2 separate regions of the Mus musculus genome follow, and region 1 is linked to region 2. Evidence: chromatin loops called from intact Hi-C (ENCODE). Cell type or tissue: gastrocnemius. All regions are shown on one strand. Links, peaks and the distances in the headings refer to the core of each region. The heading gives the core; the rest is flanking DNA.

What was found. Peaks named below come from ENCODE experiments on the same cell type or tissue, not always from the same donor. Only the 100,000 strongest peaks of a DNase experiment are listed, where the experiment ranks them.
Region 1: a loop joins it to region 2, with 6 times the contacts of the local background. A loop is called at or near these places in 3 of 42 quality-filtered maps.

The regions. Positions count from the first base shown.
Region 1 is chr6:30,682,034-30,688,284 of GRCm38, reverse strand. The region is part of intron 1 of Cep41 (centrosomal protein 41); the gene reads left to right. It overlaps Gm13782 (a long non-coding RNA gene), which reads right to left. Exons shown (of 5, transcript XR_377397.3): 5 at 3,966-5,367. Among named protein-coding and RNA genes, the nearest start is that of Cep41, 8.6 kb to the left of the region's middle. In gastrocnemius, for the core only: no CTCF peak of the experiment used is centred there; no DNase peak of the experiment used is centred there; H3K4me3 peaks cover 492 bases; H3K27ac peaks cover 854 bases.
Region 2 is chr6:30,733,586-30,739,836 of GRCm38, reverse strand. Mest (mesoderm specific transcript) reads right to left here and starts at 1,787. Exons shown (of 12, transcript NM_008590.2): 1 at 1,502-1,787. The coding sequence starts at 1,527. In gastrocnemius, for the core only: CTCF peaks have their summits at 1,469 and 2,719; DNase peaks (open chromatin) are centred at 2,728, 3,235, 4,015, 4,373 and 3 more places; H3K4me3 peaks cover 3,881 bases; H3K27ac peaks cover 1,262 bases.

The sequences.
Region 1 (6,251 bases), core at 779-5,778, 52 kb after region 2:
GTCCTCAGATTTCTTTTAACCCCCTGCTGTCCATTTATGTTTCTGAGTAGATTTTAAAAGGTAATGGAGATATTTTTATTTTTTATTGAGAAGAGGCCTGTTGATGGTGAGCTACAGATGGTGACATTTACCAAGATGGGCAAGGGGTAATTGTAAAAATACAGTGGCAAGTATGTGTGTGGGTGTTGTGATACTGTGACCCAGCTCCCAAGAGCTTTCATGAACCCTTACTCAGCCACTCTGTTTATTTCCCATTGTAGGGGACACCTGAGGCAGCCGATTCTTTGGCCTGGGCTTTCCCTGGCACTTACTCAGCTGTCACAAGCCAGTCAAGTCACTTTCAGTTGTCAGTCTTGAGTTATACATGGCCTGTTCCTCTGCCAGCCACGTAACTCCCTATTCCCTAGGATTCTGCCTCCACAGTCACCAGCTTCTCTGTGGGTCTGAGCAGGGTAGTTCTCAGTCACCATCACTTCCCCCTCTTTCTGCATTCAGGGTTGTTTACATCCTTACGATATTTCTTAATGAAGTCCTTACTGAGGTTTTGGGAGGGAGGGAAAGCCGGTGTGTCTATTGTGTCTGTCCTCACTTCCAGACCGTCATCGTCACCACTGCCACCACCACCATCATCGTCATATTACTTCCTTGCATGTTTTCTGACGTGCTTACAAGAACGATAAGTGTGATGAGGTTGCCTTACCTAGTCCTCACTGCCATCGTCAGCCACAGTAGCTCCACAGACACTTTTGAATAAGTGAATATATATCTGAAACGGAAAGAAGTAGTCAAGGGTAAAATCACACCATTTAGAGATCGGAAGCGTGTGAAAGGAAATCCGTGTAAATCTGACTCAGAGAGTGTCTACTGAGTGAGAAGATGGAATCCTGAGAAACACTGTAATTAAGGGAATGAGTCATGTATCGGTGGAATGTTGAGGAGAGAGAGATTTCTGAAGCCAATGCAGTAGGAACAGGTGGGGGTTTTGTTGTTTTTAATATTCTCTCCTGTGGTATAGATGAATCAAGAAAGTTTCAGAAAAAGTATGCATTATGTTTGGCGAGTAGATTTTTGATGATAGTTAGCTGGCATGAGAGCCATAATCAAATGGTGGGGACAGTAGTCACTGCAGTGGATGATAGTAAAATCCAAACAGAGTGGTGACTTTTGCCACTGTTAGACTTAAGAATCTTGGCAGAAGAGAATAAGGGTAGGGCACTACACCTGTAATATGTTGATTTGTTAGAAATAATACCCTTACTTAGTAGCTTGATAGAAACTCTTCTTTCTTTCTCTTCTGACTCTGCTAGATGGCTCTCATGAAAAACTCATGTGACTTCACAGGCAGCCTGAAGCTACAGTTTCTTGAAAACCTCCATTTATATGTATGTCCATCGATGCAGTCTGTTGGCTGGAGCTAATAAGCTCTCACAAATGTCCTTTTCCCTGTGACCTGCACCTTTCCGTACTTGGTGGCTGAGTTCTAAGAGCAAGTGGCTCAAGAGAGCCAGGTGAAGCTGTACTGTCTTTCACCAGTGTGTCACTTCCCTCGGCGTCCCAGGGTCACCAGAATCTGGAGATGAGGAAAGCCATAGGCTTCATCTCTCAGTCAACAGACTGGAAAGCCACAATCTACTGGGATGGGAAGTTTTGACTCCATCATGAGTAATAACTACTGAGGAGAAGCTATCAGTGTACATGGAGTCTTGGGCCAAGATGGCTGTTTTATATTAACATAACTGGATCAATTAAGACACCCATTTTTAAAAGTTCCTCTTTGAAGAAAACCTATTTTATGTGAGATTACCTAAGGACCAGTACTCAGTCCCCTCATTTGTGGACATACAGGGAGGGAGATTCTGAAGCAAATGTACAGTGACTTAAAGAAAAAAACAGAAATGTGCCAACCAGCATATGAGGCCTCTGTAGAGAGATGGTGAACCAGAAAAGCACCTGTGGTCCAGGCATCTACTGCCAGTGGTTTGCTCTGTGTTGTTGTAATTTTTCTTCAGAAAAGTCCCATGCGAACTTTTCATTAACCTTTCTTTTCTAGCATTCATATCTTTACAAAGCTATGTCTTACTTTGCATAGTCTGTCGGTATGCAAAGCAGTGTTCTACTAAAATACTGTTGTGATTGTATCTCTCGGAGCTGGTCCTCACTCCTGGTCTCTAGTCAGTCTCATCATGTGGAGCCTCCCTCTCCAGGTCCAGGGTTATCACCCACGATCCCACATACTTACTAATGGCTATTGAGGTTCTGAGATTACATAACCCTTTGGAAATTTGGTGGCAACCCAGGACCCCAGCATACACAGAATTTTTCACAGGGCTTCACAACATTCATGGAAACTCACCAGTGAGCTCCCATGAAAACCCTGGCAGGAGTTCAGATTCACAGTGGCTAACAGTTAAATGCTTAGTCAGATGTCAAACAACATAGGACATGCTTACTAAATGAAAGGAGCAATTGCCATTTTGCTGACTTTCAACTTTCTTCAGCAAATAGAACAATTTGTTTTTCAAACATCCCCTTAAAATGGCTTTGCTGTTAGATTTTATTTTCACTTGGAATACTTTTTCCACCTCTCTTATTATCTAGTACCCATTCTTCCATGAAACCTGTTTTCTCAATACAATGTATGAATGGCCTTTTTTCAGACTTCTAAGAGCCTCAGATGGTGTGCTACTCCTGTGGTACTGATATGTGCATGGGCCTTCATGTTTTGTGTGTGTGTGTTTATGCATGTGCCTTTCTGTGTGTTGAGTTGGGGGGGGTGCATCTTACAAAGTTGCCCTGGTTGGCCTAGAACTCACAATCTTCCCACCCAACCTTCCAAAGGAGCTGGGTTACAGGTGGGCAACATTGTGCTCAGCTTCATTGTATTTGGCGGGCATTTCCATTGTAATAAATACTGAGAGAGGTACAAGGATGGGCCCCTGTTTCAAGGTGGACAATGGTCAGGGCATATAGTCAAATGACTTCATCCTCCTGGGGTCAATTTTGGTCATGGTATTTATCACAGACACAGGAAAGTGACTTAAACACTGCCTCTCTAGTGATGTTCCCCTTAGACATATTTGGTTATTTACAAAAAGCCTGTAGTAATTTATAAACATGAACTTTCCCAACTTCTTGCTCTCTCGTGATGAACTTCAGGATGACCGCAGACCTTATATCTTTACTTTAAATATGTGTCAAAAGTTGTCCTTCCTACCTGAGCTCCGGGCCTCTGCTCACTCACCTGTAAGCGTCCTTAAATCTCTCCTTTCTCTTCCCAAAACACATAAACAATGCCAAGCAGAGAGAAACAGAATGAGTTCACCTTGGCAACTCTGGGGAGAAAATACAAAAGACCATCTGTCTCCTTACTGCCTCCACCCCTTCTCAGACCCTATCTGACCCTTTGATTTTGTTTCTGTCCATGTTACTTTTACGATAACTGCTCCCATCAGGGCACATCAACAATGTCCTGGTTTGTAAATCCAAATTGACCTTTGTGTTCTGTTGCTTGATCTGGAATCCTGTTTGCCTGCTCTCTTGTGACCTCTTGTTGTTGGGTTTAACAACTTTGTTCTGTGTTGGTTGCTTGCTTCTTCCTATAACTCTTCTGTAATTTGTGTATTCCACTCTCTTTGGCCTATTCTGAATCCCAGCCAAGGCTTCTCTTCTCCACCTGAAGAAATTTCTTCTCAGTGTACACTGTGTTTCCCAGAGTGACATTGGTTAATCCCATGGCTTCGGTAATTCCCAAATTGTTTTTTAGCCTGGCTCTCTCCTGATCTCTACATCCATATTGCCAGCTGGACACTTGCATTTTTGGTAACCTACAAACATCTCATACTTAATATGTCCCCAAATGTCACACATGATGCTTTTGCAAATATGCTTAAAGAAGCTGCCTTATCTGGGGCTTAGGGTGCCCCTGCCCTCTTTTGTACAGTGCTCTGTGAGCAGCCATGTTGACTTTACATTTTAAAGATGGGGGCACTGGGCAAGCACTCTACCACAGAGCTACAATTCCAGTCCCCGTTTCAAAGATTTCTTGAAACTTCTTTTTAGGGCTTCCTATCCCTTAACATAAGTCTCTCAACTGGTTTTTATACCTCTTTTCTTTTTTTTTTTAAATTTTTATTAGGTATTTTCCTCATTTACATTTCCAATGCTATCCCAAAAGTCCCCCATACCCTTCCCCCACTCCCCTACCCACCCACTCCCACTTCTTGGCCCTGGCGTTCCCCTGTACTGAGGCATATAGAGTTTGCACGACCAATGGGCCTCTCTTTCCACTGATGGCCGGCTAGGCCATCTTCTGATACATATGCAGTTAGAGACACAAGCTCCGGGGGGTACTGGTTAGTTCATATTGTTGTTCCACCTATAGGGTTGCAGATCCCTTTAGCTCCTTGGGTACTTTCTCTAGCTCCTCCATTGGGGGCCCTGTGATCCATCCAATAGCTGACTGTGAGCATCCACTTCTGTGTTTGCTAGGCCCCGGCATTATACCTCTTTTCTTGACTATGATCATATTCTCCATATTGTGCAGATCAATCATCCCAAAAGATAAATAAGATCTCACCACTCCTTCCTAATCCTTCAGTGGCCTCCCATCATCTTCTCTTGGGCTCCTCAAGTTCCACACTGTTGACATCTGGACTGGCTCAGTGATATAGGATGTTGACCAGTGTCTCTTGTCTCTTCTAGGAAATGCTAGGGGTACACCCTAGTACTCTGTTGTGACAACCCAAAATGTCTCCAGACCTTGATAAATGTCCCTGGGCACAGAGCTGGTGAAATCGCATCTATTAGAGTCTACTGATTGACAGGACACCATGCAAGTGCCTTAGGTGTTTTGGATAAAAGGCCCTTTGTGATGCCCGCCCTGGCTCTGCTCTCCAATGGCATTTGTTTTCTCATAGCCCACAGTACCCATGCCTTCCACTGACCACTAGATTCCTTGAGAAGTCACCTGCACGTTGTTTTCATGCTCTTGTGTATGTCAGGGCCTTAGAGGGCCCACTGCTACTTTTGACACTTGACTAATCTCCACGACCTTCAGAATTTGGTTTAGCAGATACCTTCTAGGAGGCAGTTCTTGACCCTTGGTCTTGTTAAGGGACTGCTCTTGAGTTCCCATCCCCCTCTGTTCATCACGTTGACACCTATATATCGGCAGGCAGGGAGCAAGAGCTGATAGCCAGGCCTGTTTTTACCTCTGTGTCCCACATAGGGACCTACTTCTACTAGGCAAGGAATAGATGTCCTTGGAATGACTTGTACTAAGTCTTTGTGGAAGGAACGGCTAGTCTTCTTTGAAACAGCTTCTGCTCACAGCACTTTCAGTCCCCACCATTCCAGCCTGTGTATGTCCTGCAAACAAAGCCAGTTAGTTGGTCAGTAGGTCAAGAAGCCGCCATCTCCAAGGCAGGAGTTTTCAGGAGGAAAGTGTGCCTCCTCTTTAGAGCCTGCGGTACTCTGCTGGCAAAGCAGCACACAGAGCTTAATGTCGACTTGGGTCCCAGATCAGGCTGAGAAAGTGAACTGAAACGAGAAGTCTGGAAAGAAACCTGACATTTTTCTCCGGCAGCATATGGATTTCTCATTAGTCCATGTAAGGGAAAACCGGGGGCGGGGAGGCCTCAGCAGCTGCAGCTGTCCACACTCCCTTCCCGCACCATCCCGCCCCACCACACCTGCTCCCCAGAGGCACCCTCACTTCTCAGCTATTTTGGCTTAGGTATGGACAAATCTCCATGGTTCAGCAGAGACCAGCCTGGAATTTTTGAAAAGAAACTCTGCTAAGAAACAAAACAAAAGTAAAAAACAGGAAATAGGGTATAGAAATGATAAAAATATAGACTGGGGGGGAACAGTCCCTCAGCGTAAGATAAGTGAAACAGTGTGTGTGTGTGTGTGTGTGTGTGTGTGTGTGAGAGAGAGAGAGAGAGAGAGAGAGACAGAGAGAGAGAGAGAGAGAGAGAGAGATTTTGCTGGACTTAGTTCACTATTTAATTTTTCATGATATTGTCTGCCTCTGGAAACGCCACCTAAGTCTTTCTCCATGATTGTATTCCATTCTTTCACCATCTTTGTCTTGGGAAGGTATTGAAACTGACATCACAGTGGCTTGCTCTTCTAGGCAGCCATTACAGATCACAATGAGAAACGGGTTTTCCCCCATTTTTTCTGAGGGCAGGTCCGCTTAGTGCATGCAAGTTGTAGCAGAGGAGTGGTGCTCAGTGTTAAGAGGAGGG
Region 2 (6,251 bases), core at 750-5,749:
TAAAACCGCTGTCTTTGTATTTGAGTGCACCCTATACATAACACATTACCTGCAATTTGATGAAACTGACTGGGTTTTTGTGTGTGTGGGGGGGGTGTTCTCTGTAAACCTGAAATGGTGGGTAAAAACCAGCACCCCTTAGGAACCTCAGCTGCCTGCCTCAACTTTAGTCAGCGCTGAGACTTTTTTTTCCTTCCTCCAAAGTCACTGTCCAATAAAGACACAAGGCTTTGGTTCTACCTTTTGAGGCTATACTAGAAATGCCTGGCACAGTGCCAGAACACGATGGTTTTTATCTCAGTCTGTTATCCACTAACGGGTTTTAAGGCTGAACCTCTTTGAAAAGCAAAAGCATTAGGTTTGGGGGAGGGGGGGGTCTTTTTGTTGTTACTGCTCATTTCCTCAGAACCCATTTGGTCCTGTTACCTGTTCATACATTTTCATGTAGCCTCTGGGGCATCCTTGCTGGACTCACTGAATCCGCAGTGACTCAGCAGAACGCCGGGGAGGGGCGCCTACTGCAGAGTGAACAGGGGCTTCCTGCTGGCGCAGGGAAACAGAGGTGCCACACCCACGCTCTCCGGACCATACCTCAGTGCACCTCCTCCATGCAGGAAAGGGGGGACAACCCCCCCCCCCAGCCATTCTCAGCTTTAGTTACCTTGGTAAAAATACCCCAAACATTTTAAGATTTTTAGCAGTCAAGGAAACTAGCAATCGGACCAAAAGGTTTAAACAATAATTTTTAAGTCCACTCTCTAATATTTGATGGTACCATGATTTAGAGCAAAAATTCAACACACTCGCACAACAAACTTTACGTGCCTTGATTTCTTACTGCTTTAAATGATGTAAAAACATATTTATCTAATACCACCAAACCAGCCCACCTGACTCATTCTTATTGAGAACTACGCTGTGCACCCACAAACCAAAGCAAACAATTCTTTTTACATTTTAAGAGCCTGGCCGCGTGCCGGTGTCCCCCGGGGTTTCCATTTCTGGCTCCCAAACAACACTTATAGCCGTGGCCACACTGCGCGGCACGATCTAGTCGCACCTATGCGGTAACCCTGCCATTGTGAGTCCAGAACCTGGAAATTTTAAGTCGCTCTGTGACAATCTCAGCTCCTGAATTCCTAAATCACATGCCGTGGTCTAGAAATCTTAAATCACGCCACAACAATGACCAGCTCTGAAGATCCTAGAACACACCAGGCATTACCAAGGTTCTCGAATCCTAAGTTGCTTCACCACCACCTCCTAAATCGTACCACAACGAAGACCCAGACAAAAAAAGGCTAATTCTCACATGTTAATGCAAAAATCCTCAAATTCGTAAATCTCACGCGACTAAACCCTGGTTCTAAAAATCATCAGTGAGGGCGATTCCGAGAGTTTGGGCTGGGCGGCAACCTTTGGATAAGGATTTTTGCCTCCCGCATCTCCGGGGTGCGGGCCGGCCACACCCCCTCTGGCGGCACGGGCTGGCAGCACCCACCTGCGCAAGCGATCTCGGCGCACCATGGCCGCATTATCCCATGCCGCCCGCCGCAGGATTGCGGATCACAGGGCGCGCCGAGGCGCCCGCAGCGATACAGGATCGGAGGTGGCGTCTGCGCAGCCTACGGTCCGCGCAGGGCGGCCCGCGGCAGCGGCAGCAGAGGCAGCAAGCAGCAACTCGGGCGAGCCTGCAGCACTACGCCGTTTGGCGAGGTGCGGCTGCCGCAGAGGAAAGCTGCTGCGCCTGAGAAGAAGCACCGGGATGTGCTGGTGGCCGAAGCAGAGAGGAGCAAGCAGGCACCGACTTTTAAAGCCCACTGAGCCCCGCCTCTAACCCGCCCATCCTGCCGCAGCGCCCCTCCTTCTCGCTCCCGCCGCAGAGCCCCTCCCCACCGCTGCAGAGAGGGGGGGCCTTTCCCGTGGGCGCCTCCAGGGGTATTGACCCGCTACCCCCTCTTTCCTTATAGATCTCTAATCCTGAACCCCAGATTCTAGTGAAGAAAGCCTTCCCATGTGTTAATGCCGCGGGCAAGGATGACAAACGTCTGAGAGAGTCCCTCCCCAACATATCCCTTGGACCACGCACTGGTCCCTAGACCCTGGAAGACATAAAACACCCCAAAGCTGGGGTTCTTGTTGCGGCACCCACTTCTTTTCTACCTCCTACGTGTGTTTTGAGCCCTAAGAGTGAGTACGCATCTAAAAATTCGGGTCACCAATGCGCGGCAACCCCAAGCCCTTAGCCCATGATAACAAAGAAGGAAGGGCACACTAAATGGCTAGGGAATGGACAAATTCTCTGGTATCAGTGGCTAAGTGGACACATTCATGGACAGGCTGCGATCACATAGAATGGGCCAAAGTCACCACCACGGTGGCACCGGTACACTTCCTTTGCCGCAGCACAACGTGGTCCACATGCCAGAAGCTGCTGCAGCGCCCTTCTGGAGCAGCGTTGGGGACCGTTCATTGGGGGCACAAGCCTCCTTTACGTGCAACACAATCACAGTGCAAACACCCTAGAGGTGCGGACAAAACTGTAGATTTTTTTTTAATCCCAAATCCCTTAAAAGTCATCTTTCACACCTTCGCAAAGTGCGGAGCATCGTGATGCCTGTGTGAGGTTTGGAACCGTTCCCTGAAATTCTAGCAGCCTAGGCACGGGCAAGCTAGGGATGCTGCGAACGCAGGCTGGCCCAGCGGGGGCGCTGCAGGCCTCTCTTCGGAGCCTGGTTTGCTGCAGCTTTGGCTTTGCAATGTCCAAGCCCAACCGTGCAGTCGATCAAGATTGGGCCAGAGAACTGCAATGGGTCAGTCGAACCCTTGGGGGATCTAACCTGTGGGTATCTTCCCATGTTCGGGGAGTTCGTGACCACCCAGCTGACACTGAAAATGCCAGCACCTGAGAGAGGGTCATCAGAACACGTAATGCGGTCCAGGGTATACTTCTTCGGGGACCGCAGGAAACAAATGCTTGTGTGGAGCCTCCGCAGGCGATGCACAAGATTGTGAAGTGAATGAGGGATCGAAGGGTGGCACTTTTTTACATTTTCTTTTTGATTTCAGAATATTTTCTGTCATGTCGGGCCCTTCTTTCTCAGCCTAAGACCCTCAAAGTCTGAAACCATGTCTCATTAACCTTTTGTATCCCAGATCCCGCCATGGGGTGGGCAACAAAGCAGGCCCCTAACAAATACCGCATGAATAAGTTCAAGAATTTGAGGGCGCACAGGGGAGGAAGTAATTAAGGGGAGGGAGGAAGGGGTTGTCTTGAGTGATGAATAGACATTTACCAGAGACAAAGAACATTCCAGCCCGAGGGGACGGCTTTCGCCAAGCACCCGGGGCTCTGCACCGTAACCTTTGGTTTTTTTCTTTAAAAAAAAAAAAAAAAGTGTTTCCTTTGGGCGCCAGCGCCGACTGGGGGCTGGGGGCGGAGAGGTGGGGTGGAGGGCAGACCAGAAAGAGTAGTTCATCAGAAGGAATGTGGAATGTGTCCTAAATGAGAAGCTACGGATGTTTAAATCCTGTAAGACCGCAATTTAAATTCACCCCTTTACAAGTAGAGGATTACCTACCTATATTAACTAACAACCAAACCTTTTAAAGACTGAATTACTTAGCAAAATTTGCACTGGTGTTTTCTACAGAGTAAAGCCATTCTGATCTTAACAAGTTCCCGCATGGAAAGCCTCTGCATTATCTATTTTCATATTCGCTGTCAATGGAACCTTTGAGCCTTACAAACAATTCCACTTTCATTCTCACCAGGCCGAAGCACCAGCATCTAAGATGAAGGCAATTTTCTAATTAATGGATTGAGTGCCCCACAATGGATCTCATTCTGAAGGCCGGGGAACAGTCTACCCACAAGGAACAAGAGGGGGGGGGGGAGGGGAGGGCACGGTTAAGCCCTGGAGGGGAGGAAAGTCGGTGAAAGCTCTCAACCACAAAAGCAATTCCAGTCCAGGCCCAGGGAAATCCTTCTTGCTCGAGGTGACTAGGAATAACTTGGGTGGTAAAGGGCGGGATGCGGTTGAAATGGCGTGGAACGCAGAACTGGTTAGGGAGAGAAAGCGGGTAGCAGCTCGGACACAAAGGCTGAGCCGCAGGAAGGCGCGCACTGCTGGGGACCAGCTAAGGCTGGGAGAAAGGCTTTTAAAAGTCTAAAGTGTTAGGGAATCTTGTAACCAGGACTAACTTATTTCTAGAAGGAGCTTCCTCCGCAGCGAGGAGAATGTGACCTACGTTCTAAAACCCCTTGGAGCACCTGAGAAAACATGAAAGTTGATAAATGAAGTCAGATCTTGCTCACGCTTGCTGCCGGTACCCTGACTTCTAGCAGACATTTCCTATCGTTCGCGGTTGTGAGCCACAGCAGAGTTGCCTCGGCCAGCCGCGAATCGGGACGTTGCCTTCACATCCTTCTGTACCATGGTTCACATCAGAACAGCACCTCAGATGTGTGCAAAAACCAGCAGTGTAGAAACTTCTCCATTTACCGTATCACAGCAGCAAGCAGTAAGAGACCACCAGCCCGGCTTCTACCGTAGGTTCAATCGTCCTTTCTGTTTTCTAACCCATTTTGAGCACTGTAACAGGTTGGACAAACCCAAGGTAGAGCAACTTTCTAAAGCCAGAGTAACAGATTTGAATAAACCACTAAAGGGCAGAATGTGGCAAACCCGTTCGACCTAATAACACTTTGTTAAAGAGATTTAGAGCTTTACTTGATTTAAAAAAAAAAGGGGGGGGGTTTCATTGAGCCTATGGAAGATGGGTTTGGTTTTTTATTTTTAAACTACTGTGTGTCTGCAGTTACACAAATATACTTGGAATAACCTAATCCTGTGCTTTTTTGCTCCTCAGGCAGCACTGAGAGTACTCTGCTCTACAGAGTCGATATTAAGAAACATTTAGACATGCAGGAATGTATTTAGGGTAAAACTAAAACCTTCTGTAAATCATGTGACTCAACTGGCAAAGCAACTGGCATAGCTTAAGTTCCTACTATGGGCATATCACACACACACACATACACACACACACACACACACACACACACACACACACACCGAGCACGCCCCATTTTCACAGAAACTGGCTAGGTGAGACTTTCCATTCATCCTCAAGAAACAGCAGCAGCTCAGGGTGCCCTGTGCTAAGGCGGCAGAAGCCAGCAGCTGAACCCTCTTGCTCCTGGAGTTCTTTGCACGGTCCCACACTACCTCGCTGTTTGAAATAACTGGGCATGTTTAGTCTAAAGAAAAGGAGCCTTGTGGTGTGAGTGGAAGGAGGAAATGTGTTCACAGTCTTCAAATATTTGTGGAAGCGGTGTTAGACATTTTATTCCATATGGCTCCAAGGAGCACAAACGGCACAGAAACAGAAATCCATTCAGCATAAAGAATTTTTCAAGCCTGCCAGGGAGGGTTGAGTGGGCTCATGACAAGATCCCCATCACTAGAGACCCGATGAGCTGGCAGCAGGGATGCAAAAGTCCCGGTCTTTAGCTCAATGAATCGCCTTTCAGGTTTTGGGGGTTTTTTTGTTTTTTTTTTTTTTTTTTACCATTCAGTGGAAATGAAGGCACACAGAGATGCTGGCTTGGCCAAAGCGATGCATCTGCCCAGGGAACAAATCTACCACCCAGTCTTGCCCAGTCACGATCCTCAGTCAGGGTCAGTACTACACAGGCTGTTCCCTACCTGAGGCAAAACTGCAGATGTATCAATAAACTCACAGCAACTAACTCCCCACATCCCCACCAACTCACTCTTTCTCCCTCTCCCTTTCCCTCTCCCTCCAGGACTTCCACCCTCCAACGACTGTATCTAATAGATTCCTAAGTGATAGCTTCCTCCCTTTTTGGACTCTTTTTGAAGTAAAAAAGAAATTTTGTTTTTCTTTACAGCAAAGAGCTCCAAAAAATGAGTAGTGGAGGGGGAATAATAACGAAGCCGAATAAACAAATAAGATGAACCAAAAGGACAGACAGCAGCTGTCCCCTCACGCTGCAGTATACCCCTAGATGATCTGTACCCACCCTCTACTCCCGTAATTCCACAGCCGCGACTACCGAACCCCTCTGCTCCACAGATAGAGGCCATCTTAGCCACTCAAACATCAATGGGCTTGAAGGATTCTAATTAACTAATAGCATCTTACATGTTCACAGCTCTTTACCCTTCTCACACACATTATCTCATTTGCTGCTCACCACAGGCCCTCTAAGGAACAGCGACTTC